4 separate regions of the Homo sapiens genome follow, and regions 2, 3 and 4 are each linked to region 1. The links are chromatin contacts, found by Hi-C or POLR2A ChIA-PET in ENCODE. All regions are on one chromosome and are shown on one strand. The core of a region is the stretch at or near the end of the contact, and the rest is flanking DNA. Distances in the headings are between cores, read along the strand shown. Region 1 holds the start of SFT2D2 (SFT2 domain containing 2). Region 2 holds the start of CREG1 (cellular repressor of E1A stimulated genes 1). Region 3 overlaps RCSD1 (RCSD domain containing 1). Region 4 holds the start of RCSD1 (RCSD domain containing 1).

Evidence for each region. A loop is a pair of places that touch in the nucleus more often than their neighbours do. ChIA-PET counts read pairs that join two places held with the same protein, here RNA polymerase II (POLR2A). Pooled maps may share reads with other maps.
Region 2: a loop to region 1 is called in a map of ascending aorta, with 7 times the contacts of the local background. The contact joins the promoter of CREG1 here to the promoter of SFT2D2 in region 1. A Hi-C loop is called at or near these places in 1 of 168 maps with a recorded cell type or tissue (ascending aorta) and 7 of 50 pooled maps. POLR2A ChIA-PET finds 5 or more read pairs at or near these places in 1 of 52 experiments (GM12878).
Region 3: a pooled map shows a loop between it and region 1 (4-fold over the local background). The contact joins the enhancer-like site here to the promoter of SFT2D2 in region 1. A Hi-C loop is called at or near these places in 2 of 37 single-sample maps with no recorded cell type and 2 of 50 pooled maps. POLR2A ChIA-PET finds 5 or more read pairs at or near these places in 1 of 52 experiments (endothelial cell of umbilical vein).
Region 4: a loop to region 1 is called in a map with no recorded cell type, with 9 times the contacts of the local background. The contact joins the promoter of RCSD1 here to the promoter of SFT2D2 in region 1. A Hi-C loop is called at or near these places in 3 of 37 single-sample maps with no recorded cell type and 11 of 50 pooled maps.

Annotation. Positions count from the first base shown.
Region 1 is chr1:168,224,533-168,227,488 of GRCh38, reverse strand. SFT2D2 (SFT2 domain containing 2) reads right to left here and starts at 1,485. Exons shown (of 8, transcript NM_199344.3): 1 at 1,347-1,485. The coding sequence starts at 1,409. RefSeq lists enhancers at 279-328, 449-528, 831-1,564 and a silencer at 1,189-1,818.
Region 2 is chr1:167,552,241-167,555,299 of GRCh38, reverse strand. It overlaps CREG1 (cellular repressor of E1A stimulated genes 1), which reads left to right and starts at 1,538. Exons shown (of 4, transcript NM_003851.3): 1 at 1,538-1,912. The coding sequence starts at 1,559. RefSeq lists a silencer at 1,400-1,849.
Region 3 is chr1:167,668,128-167,671,316 of GRCh38, reverse strand. The region is part of intron 1 of RCSD1 (RCSD domain containing 1); the gene reads right to left. Among named protein-coding and RNA genes, the nearest start is that of RCSD1, 39 kb to the right of the region's middle. RefSeq lists an enhancer at 1,599-1,658. Within about 2 kb of position 1,766, at least 7 of the 41 ENCODE cell types and tissues checked have a DNase peak (open chromatin) inside an H3K27ac peak, as active enhancers do.
Region 4 is chr1:167,628,730-167,631,658 of GRCh38, reverse strand. It overlaps RCSD1 (RCSD domain containing 1), which reads right to left and starts at 1,427. Exons shown (of 7, transcript NM_052862.4): 1 at 1,230-1,427. The coding sequence starts at 1,235. RefSeq lists an enhancer at 641-710 and silencers at 1,251-1,470, 1,491-1,570.

The DNA of each region.
Region 1 (2,956 bases), core at 236-2,735:
AAGATTCAGAGAGCAATCTTACATTCGGAGATGTCATGCTAAGTCCCAGTATCACACAAAACAAAACCGAATAAAATCAGCAACCACAAACGTGGGTGAAAGCAGCTTGCTGAGAAAGAAGAACTTGCTGAGAAACCAGAAGAAACACTGATTAGTTTCCAGTTGGCCATATCATCTTAACATCCTCATTTCACAGATGGGGAACGGAGGCTAAAGAATACACCAAAAAGCGAAGAGAAACGTTATTTTGTCATCCAAAAAGGAAAACAAAAGCTAAAAGCACCCTAAATAGAAATGCAGCATTCTGTGTGGTTCTACAACATAGGACATTAGTGGCCAGGTTTCAGCACGATCAAAACTTTTCTAATAGGCCGGGCGCGGTGGCTCATGCCTGTAATCCCAGCACTTTGGGAGGCAGAGGTGGGCGGATCACTTGAGGTCAGGAGTTCGAGACCAGCCCGGCCAAGATGGTGAAACCTCGTCTCTAGTAAAAATACAAAAATTAGCCGGGTTTGATGGCGGGTGTCTGTAATCCCAGCTACTTGGGAGGCTGAGGTGGGAGAATCGCTTGAACCCAGGAGGCAGAGGCTGCAGTGAGCCAAGATCGCGCCACTGCACTCCAGCCTGGGCGACAGAGTGAGACTCTGTCTCAGAAAAAAAGAAAAAAAAGCTTTTCTAATAAAACAAACCAACACGCAGGCAGTCTCCTGAGGCGCTGGGTGTCTAGAGACTAGTTGTGGGCAGTGTGGACAGAGACACAAGATGTGGTCCCTGTCCTCATGGGATGGGGGCAGTTTCTCACCCCCAATCACAAGGCAATGTGTACAGGGGCGGGTGGGAGTGTCACACCCTACAACCTAAACCGGACAGAAAACCAAGGCAGAGCTCGGGGCGCGGCCACCAGCCCCGTCGCGAGGTAGGGACCGCCACCCCAACACCCCAGTCCGGGTCTGGGGCCCCGACCCACCCAGCAAAGGCTCCTTCCGCCTGGACCTCGGGGCCCCCAGCCCTACCCGGCCCTAAAGCGCATTCCCCGGCCGGTGGGGCCGGGGCCGACAGCCCAGTCGCCCACCCTCCCACTCGCAGCTCAGTCCGGGGATTTCCTCCTGCGCCGCCCCCTTGTCAGGGAGGATGGGCTGAAGGGGCGCGGGGCAGAAAAGGACGCCGCGGCCACTGCCCCGTGTAGTGCCAGACCTCTTCGCGGAGCCCTGCAGAAGAAGAGGAGGAGAAGGGGCAGAGCTACCGTCCAGAAACTCCAGGGAGTCCCCGCAGGCTTCCCAGGCCCGGGCAGGGGACGCAGGGCGGGAGCGCGGCGAGAGGGGGCCGACGGCCCCGGGCTCACTCACCTCGGACAGGCCGCTCCGGTCCTCCGTGTCCTGCCCGCTCAGCACCTTCTTCAGCTTGTCCATTGCGGCCCAGTCCCCACCAGCTCCAGCTCCTCAGCGGCAGCCTGTTGCGCTCGCTAAGTTGACGGCTCTTCCGGGTGCTAGGCAGCCGCCCAGCCGCCCAGGCGCCAACCGCGGCGCGCCCCGCCCAGGCACCTGCCCACCGGGGGGCTCCCGGCATGCCCCGCGCGCCCGCGCTCGCCTCCGCTTGTTTTGGTCCCGGGGGGCGCGGCGGGCCGGAGGGGCTGGGATTGAAGACCACCAGGCGCTGCCAAACACTAATTCGGCGTCCAGAGCAGTTTCAAACCGGAACGGGCCGCGCTCCCTCGCCCTACTTGATCCAGTCAACGAATGCCGAGCACCTACCACGTGCAAGGCTCCGGAGACACAAAGACGGGGGAGAAGCCTTGTGCAGACGGGAACAAAGGCTGTGGTTCATCCATATTGCGATCGTGCCTACACAGGAAAAGATTTTCTTTTTAATCACTCAAGGCCTTAGTCTGGTGTGGTGGGGCGTGCCTGGAAGCCCAGCTACTCCGGAGGCTGAGGCAGGAGGCTCACTTGAGCCAAGGAGTTCCAGGCTGTAATGAGCTATGACCAGGATACTGCACTCCAGCATGGGCAACAGAGCGAGACTCTGTCTCAAAAAAAAAAAAAAAAAAAGTGACTGAAGGAATGTTGAAAGGAATAATAGATTGTTAAATTGTTTTGTGTTTGTACAATTGTTTTTTTTTCTGACCTTAAAAAAACTAAAAGTAGACTGGGCATGGTGGCTCATGTCTGTATTCCCAGCACTTTGGGAAGATGGCTTGAGCCCGGGAGTTCCAGACCAGCCTGGGCAACATAGGGAGACCTCATCTCTTCAAAACATTCTTAAAAATTAGCCAGGCATGCTGGCGGGCATCTGTAATCCAAGCTACTTGCGAGGCTGAGGAGGAAGAATGGCTTGGACTCAGGAGGTCAAGGCTGCAGTAAGCCATGATTGTCAGTACAGTAAGCCACTGCACTCTAGCTTGGGCAACAGAGTGGAAACAATACAAATGGCCACCAACTGATTAATGGTAAATAAAATGTGACATACCCATGCAATAAAAAAGAATGGAGTACTGACACATGCTACAACGTGGATGAACCTCGAAAACATTGTATTAAGTGAAAGAAGTGTGGAGCCCGAAAATTTGAGACAGGTCTCAGTTAACCAGGAAGTTTATTTTGCCAAGGTTGAGGAACAGCACCTGTGACACAGACTCAGGAAGTCCTGACGACATGTGCCCAAGGTCGTTGGGGCATAGCTTGGTGTTATACATTTTAGGGAGACATGAGGCATCCGTCAATATGTGTAAGAAGTACATTGGTTGTGTTTGGAAAGGCGGGACAACTCGAAGCAAAGGCAGGAAGACTCAAGGGGGGAGGGGGCTTCCAAGTCACAGATAGGTGAGAGACAAATGGTTGCACTCCTTTGAGTTTTTGATTAGCCTTTCCAAAGGAGGCAATCAGATGTGCATTTATCTCAGTGAACACAGTGATAACTTTGAATAGAATGAGAGGCAGATTTGTTCTAAGCAGTTCCC
Region 2 (3,059 bases), core at 289-2,788, 670 kb after region 1:
TATTCAGCCATAAAAAATGAATGGGATCCTGTCTGTCTTTGCAACAACATAGTTGGAACTGGAGGTTATTACGTGAAGTGAAATAAGCCAGGCACAGAAAGACAAACTTCACACATCCTCACTTATTTGTGGGAGCCTAAATGGAAACAATTGAACTCATGGAGACAGAGAGTAGAGGGATGGTTACCAGAGGCCAGGAAGGGTAGTGGGGGGACTTGCAGGGGAGGAGTGGGGATGGTTAATGGGTACAAAAAATAGTTAGAATAAGACCTAGTATTTCATAGCACAACAGGGTGACTATAGCCAATAATAATTTAAGTGTACATTTAAAATAACTAAAAGTATAATTGGATTGTTTGTAACACAAAGGATAAATGCTTGAGGCAATGGATACCCCATTTACCCTGATATGACTATTATGCATTGTATGCCTGTAGCAAAATATCTCATGTACCCCATAAATGTATACACCTACTATGTACCCACAAAAATTAAAAATTTTAAAATAAGTAAATAAAAAGTTTTTTAAAGGTCTTGAACTTTCGGGCTTCTGCCTAACTTTACTACTAGTGTAAGTGGGCCCCTTGAGATTTCAGCACCCCAGCATTTGTTAGTGACTGAAATAATGAAAATTCTGATCAGGCCCTTGCTTGCACATGTTGACAACTCTCTTTTTGCCCAATATCCCTTGTTCCTACAACATAATCATAAACTGCTGATGTACTGTTTCTTTATCAAGCAGGAGGAGATAATAACTTCAGGGTTACGAAAAAGTTTGCAGGAGGAATAAGTCCTTTGAAGTACTTTGAGGCCAGCTTCTGTCGCCCAGAAGTCTGATTGTTCAAGGAATTATCTGAGACTGAAGAAACACAGACTTTTTCCCTCGATTCCCTGAAACTCCCCCTCCCTGACTCGCTGGCCGCATAAACACTCTCTGCTTCTTCTTTTTGTTAGGGCGGATTTGAGAGATCTTGCCCTCCCGCCTTCTCGCTTTGGCCAAATCGAATAAACTTTTATCTCCAAGCACCTATATGTCAGTGTTTGGCATCAGCTACACATGGGGTACACGAGCCTGAGTCTGGGCTTCTACAACGCTGGGACCCTCGCTGTTCTTTGGAGCTGATGGTAAATTCAACAGAAAAGAGGCGCATGGGTAGAAAATGCAGCATTTCCTCTCAGATGCCAGATATTCATCTCCAAAGGTATTAAAAGGAGGGGGTGTGTGCCTGTGTAAAGAGGCTGGTCTTTTCCTAGCAGTACGATTTGGGCAAGTTGCTTGATTTCTTCAAGCCTTTCTTTTTCCGCCTGTCAAACAAAACAAAACAAATATCCCGTTTAGGACAAATTCACAATCCTTAAAGAGGGCAGGCAGAGCGATTGGAATGCAGATGAACCAATCCCTTCTCCTGCAGGTTGCGGAGCTGCAGAGGGACCCCGCCCCCTGCATTGTGCTTAGCTCTGATTGGCGCCTCGCGGAGGGGGCGGGGCCTGGGCGCGCCGAGCTCCGGCTGGGTCCCTGCAGGTCTTGGGGCCCGGGACTCTTCCTGGAGACACCGCCATGGCCGGGCTATCCCGCGGGTCCGCGCGCGCACTGCTCGCCGCCCTGCTGGCGTCGACGCTGTTGGCGCTGCTCGTGTCGCCCGCGCGGGGTCGCGGCGGCCGGGACCACGGGGACTGGGACGAGGCCTCCCGGCTGCCGCCGCTACCACCCCGCGAGGACGCGGCGCGCGTGGCCCGCTTCGTGACGCACGTCTCCGACTGGGGCGCTCTGGCCACCATCTCCACGCTGGAGGCGGTGCGCGGCCGGCCCTTCGCCGACGTCCTCTCGCTCAGCGACGGGCCCCCGGGCGCGGGCAGCGGCGTGCCCTATTTCTACCTGAGCCCGCTGCAGCTCTCCGTGAGCAACCTGCAGGTGAGCTGGGGCCCGCGGCTTCCCCAGGCGGGCTGTGGGCGGGGCGGCCACAGAGCGAGCCTTCACTCTCCCCAGAATTCTTCCCGGGAAGTGGAGCGTGGCTCGAACGGCTGTTGCTTCTCTGCCGCGCAGGCAGGTAGGTGGGCGTTGCAGCGTCCCAGATGTTGGGCAGCTGGGTACCAGGAATTTCCCACAAGCCTCCGCCACTGGGCCACGCACCTGGGGTAAATTCTCTGCCAGCAGCCCGAGGACTTCTCATCCGTGAGTGGTTCTCAGTCGTCTTGGGGCCCAGTGTCTCTATTAACTGTGCTCCTATTCTCTTTTTTTTTTTTTTTCCCTTTGAGACAGAATCTCACTTTGTGGCCCAGGCTGGAGTGCAGTGGCGCTATCTCAGCTTACTGCAACCTCTGCCTCCCAGGTTCAAGCGATTCTCGTGCCTCAGCCTACCGAGTAGCTGGGATTACAGGTGCGTGCCACCACACCCGGCTAATTTTTGTATTTTTAGTAGAGGCGGGGTTTCACCATGTTGGCCAGGCTGGTCTCAAACTCCTGACCTCACGTGATCCACCCATCTCAGCCTCCCAAAGTGCTGGGATTACAGGCGTGAACCACCGCGCCCTGCCTGGGCTCCTATTCTTAAAGGTTTTACAGGGCATAGAGATTGTTAGGTACTTAAGCACTTTAATATGTGACTTCAGGGTTTCTCACTCTCTTACCCTTCCTGAATTAAGCTTTTCCCTCCTGCAGCAAGACGCTAACGTACAATATCATGGACGATTACAATGATTACTGCAGTCTTTAGGCCTCCACAGGCATAGTGGCTCCTCAGTAAGATGCAGAGCTGATTGAAGGTGTATCTCTTCCTCGCCCTTTGCCCACCTTCTGGTGCAGGGCCACACTTACAACTCTGATGGATCTCTGCTGTCTCAGGGATGGGGTCACAGACACCCAGCTTGGGAGGCCGGAGACACACAGAGTCCAGGAATGGAGCCTGATTTGATGGAGGGTCTTTTTGACAAAGCTCTCACATTTGAGTTCAACTCTGAAAGTACAACATTGTTGATAAAGACAGGATGCAAGAAACTGATGCTTGATTAATCACTTTTCCATTTGCCTTCCATTCGTTGTCTCTTCTATTAATTCTTTG
Region 3 (3,189 bases), core at 517-3,016, 560 kb after region 1:
TCAGTAAAAGTTGAACTGTGTGCAGAAGCCTTCTATTTGTGGGTGCTTTTTAGACATGTAGAGTGAGAATCAAGAGCATAGCCCACATTTAGAGGAGTAAAGGAATGGCTTCAAGATGTGGAGTTTATTGAATGAACTACTCAGTGGCTATTAATGAGACCCTACAACATGCCAGACCCTAGGCCAGGCGCTAGGGATTCATCAGAGCAGAGCAGATGAGGCTCCCTCTTTATAAGAAAACGGAGAATAGGGATTCAGCAGAGGCAGAAAACTGGGCCCAGTGGTGACCATGAGCAGATAAGTCCATCTGAAAATAAGTAGAGATCTTAAGGATGGCTTGGATCCACAGGGTTGGAGTCAATATTCTGTTGATTTCAGGAGTCTTTAAAACTAGAGAGGATGATGGCCTGGATGGGGGTATGGTTAGTGGAGGGGAGATTGTTGATAGGACTCAAAAGCAATTTAGGAGGAAGGACTGACCAGAATTGGGGACTGATGGGTGGGGCAGGGTGGAGTCAAGATGATGCCCAGATTTCTGGCTCTGGCTTCTGGGTGGAGAGGAGTGTCATTTACAGAGAGGGGGAGCCGAGGGGAGGAGCAGGACTGGAGGAGTGCTCAGAAAGGGTGAGTTGCCAGAGTGGAGGGCCCACGGCAGACCCTGAAGCACCTGCTTGGGATTTGTGGAGTCAGACAAACCTGAGGGTGAATCTTGGCTCAAATTACAAGGTGATGGCAGAGGCTGAAGACAGGGAGGGTGAGCAAAGGCTGCAGAGGAGATGGAGAGGGTGCTGGGATGAAGAGGCAGAAGGCAGCAATGCCTCAGGGGGTTACACACAACCATTTTTGTCTTCTCTTTCCTTTTCCCACCAGCAGGCATGCAGGGGCAGAGCTGCCGATCAAACTCAACCTTGTCAGTCTGGCAGCCTCTGAACAGCTCGAGTGGTTTTTTTTTTTTTTTTCTTTTGCAAAGGGAAAGAGTGGGAAAGAAGTGTCTCTTCATAGCTGGCATGGGTGATTTAGATGGATTTACTCACCTAAGCCAACAAGTAAATGTACGATTTGTTACTCTCCAAGGTAAGTTCAGAATCTCCCTGTTATGCACTACTCTGACTCTCTACTGTTGGTTAGTTCAATAATAAAATTGACTTCACAGAGAGCTCCTCTGAGTCTGAAGGGTGGTTGGTCTCCAGGAGCCACCTTTCCAGGATTGCCTGGAGTCCTGGGGTATGTTACAGCCACCTGGAGGCCCACACAAGTACCCTTCACTAGGGGCCATTCCTGCCTCCCAGGCAGGAGTCAAGTGACAGTGTGAGTGTGCGTGTGCGTGTGTGTCCTGAGGTCTGGGACACTTGTCCTTCAGGCTGCAGCAGGAAGCCAGGGCATACCTTCTAAGATTAGAACAAATTTCCTAAGGACCCAGCCCCCGGTCTGCATCCCAGTCAGCTGTAGCCTCTCCTGTTACAGCGTCTCCCAACCCTGACTCCCTTGCAGTCAGGAGTGAGCATTAGCAGGACATGGTGCTGGGCCCTCTGGTCCCTGCCCCTGCAAGCCTCAAGAGGGGGTACTGGAGGGAGACAGGAGAGGACCATCAGTCAAGACAAATTTTTGCATTTGACTTGTGGATCCAGGTCACACGCAGAAGAAATCAATGATAATAATTCAGTAGCTGCAACATCCTGAGCACCGAGTACATGCCAGGCCATTTGCATGCACAGTCTTGGTTAAAGTATGTAACAAAACCCAAAGAGGAAGCCACTTTGCCTAGTACTCCATGTAAAGTGAAAAGAGCAGATGGGGCAAGGGCTATGCTGGAGACCAAAAGAGGCCCTGCCTGCTGCAAATAGACATAATTTCTGATGGTTCCCAGGCCCATTCTCAGAGGATCAGGGCTGGCCTTGAAGTGACAGGTCAGGCAGGTTCAAGCAAGCCCAGACTACAGCCTAGGGCTTGTCCTGTGGAGGCCAATAGGCCTTGGCTCACATTATCAAGGTAATGGCAGAGCAGGAAGCTAGGAAGAAAAAAGAACTTTTTCCACTTTAATCAGTCTGTATCTGCACCAATGGTCTTACATGGTCACTTGATCAAATTGCCTATAATTATTTGTCCATGATCCCTTGAAAATTCTAGATAGCCCTATTATCCATAAATCAAGGTGTTTCCAGTGTTTAGATGTCACAGTCATTAGATTATTAGCAAACATGCAGAACTTTTTTCATGCACATCATTTCCTTACTTAATCTTTGACTGTACTTGGAATTAATGCATAGGGGAAGTGTCTAATTCGGAGGCAGAAGAAAAATAAAGGGATTCAGAAGAACACAAGCTTAAGTTTTTATAAATTACTGAATTCACAAATCTGTTTAACTACATTTGCAAAACACTACACAAAGTTCTAGAAAGTATTTATGAATGCCTAGATATACAGACAGCACAATCTGAAAAACTGACATCTGAGCTTCCTTCAAGCACAGTTTCACCCTGGGCACTTCCAGAAAACCCCCTGTGAAGCTCCCCTTCCCCACCATGCACCTTCCCCCATTCAGGCAGAATTGGCAGCTCCCTCTTTTTTTTTTTTTTTTTAGTACATCTTGGACATATTCATTCATTCATTATTTCTGTATTCCAGGCCCTGCAGTTGGTGCTCAGGGTTTAGGAATGAACCAAATCAAAAGAGTCCTTTCATAATGGAGGTTACAGTCTAGTAGGGGAGACATATATTCCATAGCCATTATTATCTTAGCTCCAGCTTATTATTTATTAGGGTGATAAATGCTGAAGAGGAAAAGGGTTTTAGGAGAGCAGGTGACAAGAAAATCTGACCCAAAGATGTGACATTTAAACTGAGGTCAGTAGAAGTGATCCAGGCAAAGTGTGAGGTTTGAGGGGTAAGGAGGGTTAGTCAGAGGGTGGCCAGAGGTAGCCAAGGGCATTTGAGTAGAGTTTACACAAAAACCTCCTGGAGGAGAGACAGGAGGTGTTTGAGGAACTGAAAGAAGATGTGGCTGGAACTCACAGAGTTTTTTTTTTTTCTGGAGACGGAGTCTTGCTCTGTTGCCCAGGCTGGAGTGCATTGGTGCAATCTCAGCTTACTGCAACCTCCGCCTGCCAGGTTCAAGCGATTCTCCTGCCGCAGCCTCCCGAGTAGCTGGGATTACAGGTGCCACACTCAGCTAATTTGCTAATTTTTAG
Region 4 (2,929 bases), core at 178-2,677, 600 kb after region 1:
TTTAAAACTAGCCAGGCATGGTGGTACACACTGGTAGTCCCAGCCACTTGGGAGGCTGAGGTGGGAGGATCCTTTGAGCCTGGGAGGCAGAGGTTGCAGTGAGCTGAGATTGTGCCACTGCACTCCAGCCTGGGTAACAGAATGAGACCCTGTCTCAAAAGAAAAAAATAAAAAGACCACCAGGGCCCAGGCACAGAGCCTGGAGCGGGGAAGAGATAGCGGAGTTAACTGTGAATCCTGATTGCACTGACCACAGTCTAGTGAGCAACACATGTTTCCTTTTGAATATGAGTGGGAATCACCTTTAAAACTATATAACATTTGCATCTTCTCAAAAGCCCCAGGTCCTACTAAGATTGACTTAGGGCTACATATCAGGTCTCATTTTCAAGGAGGAAACACAGGGAAGCCTCAAGATGTGCAGAAGAGAGGGATGTGGGGAATACACCCAACCACTCCTCTGCTGAGGTTGGAACAGAACAAGGAAAGTCCCCGGACCTCCTCTCAGCAGGCAGAGAAGTGCGGGGCCTCCCTCTGGCAAAGCCTGCAGATGTGGCCAGCATACCTCCATACACACAGCTTCAGAGGCAAGGGTGTCCAAGGGAGTCTTAAGTTTTATCAGAAATAATGTCATTCGACTGACCAGTAAGGGGAGCTTTCAGAAAGTTATGGAAGAAGATGCGACAGACACAGGAAGGACTTCAGAAGCAAGAAGACAACTGGACTCTCTAAAATGCCACTCCGAAAGCGAAAAGGGAAGCCCACAGACCCACGAAGACGTGCTGGCCTCGTGTTGCCAGTTCTGTTTCTCTTTCAATACCCATCTCTTCAGATTGAAGGGCTTCTGCCTTCTTGCAGTTTTTGCTGACACGTTTACCCATTTACAAACCTTGGCTGCACCTAACTTTTTTTTTTTTTTTTTTTTTTTTTTTTTTTTAGCATTTAAGTTCCTAGCCAAAATACCCGGGCCTCTAGGAAAGCCCTTTTCTCTCCCTCTGAGATCTTTCCTTACCAACCCCAGCCTCCCAACCCGGGTGTCCTAGGTGGGACCAGGGACGATCCTTCGGAGTTGGTCAAGGAGGCGTCGGAACAGCAGGCATTTGCCCTTCTAGTTGGCAGCAGCGATGAGCCGCGTGCTCCATGCTCAGGGCAGGGGCAGCCGCCCGGGGAAGGGGCGCCCGATACACCGCTCACCGCTCAGCCCCGCGTCTCCCTCCGGGGTCCTTTACCTCCATGTCCTTCAGGTGCCGACTCTGCGGCAGACGCACCCGCTCGCCCGGGCCGGAGCTCACGATCCCCGCTGTCCCCTCCGCTCCCGGCCGTGGCCAGTTTCGGGCTGCGGCGGGCACAGGGCGAGTGGGCGGTGGCGCGCGCCCGGCTGCGCTCGGCTGCGGGACTGCCCCGGCCGCGGGGGCCCTGCGCGAGAGAACGAGGAAGGAGGAGGAGGGAGGGAGGGAGGAAGGGGAGGGGAGGGGAGGGTGGGGAGCGGGGAGGGAGGCCGACGATCAGGGTTTAAATTTAGACGCAAATCTAAACAGATACTGTCCCTCCCAGGGCAGGACTCAAGAGCGGGAGCCACGACTCCATGTGCCCAAACATGGGGATGGGCAGCCACCGGGCCCCTCTGTCTCGCGAAGTTTCTCAGGACCCTGGGCTTTGCCACGGTCTCAGTCCTTCTCAACGTCTCCCTCCCTTAATGCGCCTTCTTTCTTTTTCCTGTCCCTTCAAGAATTAGAGTGGTCCTTTAATTCTTTTTGTTTCCTCTCTTTTCGATTTCCTTCTTTTGTGTCCATCCTTCCTGCTTTCCTTCTTCCTCTCCCTCTTTTTAAAATTGCATTACTGTCATACCTGGTTTCCCTGCAGTTCTTGGGTGGAGTTCGAGGACCCTCCCTGGTGGAAGGCGTTTGTGTTCTACCAAAAGAGGAGCCCTTCTGACCGAGGCTTCAGAGCTCAGCGTGGCGCCGACGGGACCACCTTTCCCTTCTCACCTCTTTTCCTCTCCACCTTCCAGGAAACCACTATCTATCCATCTATCCATCTATCTTCTGTATACGAGTAGAAGGAGGAGGAGGAGGAGGAAAATCAGGAATCCACGCAAAGTTTTCCAAGCTCCCTGAAGTGGTAAATCTTTTCTTCAAACCTTGCTTTGACTGATGCATTCGGTTTTGTGGGAATTTTGGCTCCCACAAGCTGCTTGCTAAAGGGCCTCGTCTCCATTCCTGTTAAATATAGCAAAGGGCAAGATGCTCAACATCTGATTCCCATAGGGCCCAGCATAGCAACCTTCCTTTAGGGCCATCCCGGCTGGGCAGCAGAGACCGCATGGGAGGGATTCGGGGACTGGAATCTGCACCAGGGTCACTCCCTGCTACCCGGATCCCGGCCCCCTTCAGACCCTTCGGCAGAGAGAAACAGGAAAATGCCTTGAGAGACCTGTGAGTGCCAGGGTATTGGCTGGGTATATGACGCCTCTGGGTTATCCCACAGCATTCTCACCCGCCCAACCCCAGCTCAACCAGGGGAGGGGAGCCCCATCAGAGGTGGGCAATGGGACAGGTGATGGTGAGCACTGTGAAGAGACATGTGGAGAAACAGTAGAGAAAAAAGGCTGAGAGTCTGCTCCTGCTACAAAGACTACCCTGATTCTGGTTATCCCGGCACCATCTTTGCACTTTCAGGCACTTAGATTGCTGCTTTGGGTACCAGTCTTAGAAATATGGCCTCCTTCCTGTCCTAGAACTTTCTAAGGCCCAACTTTCTAAAACACTGGCAGCCCTAATGCCAGAGTGGCTTCTAGTTCTTTAGCTTAGCTAAGCATAGAGGAAGACGCCTGGTTTTAGGAACAGACAGATTGAGGGCTGAATTCCAGCTCTGCTACTTTCTAGTTGTATTTTTTAGACAAGTCACTTAACTGCTCTGATTCTCATTT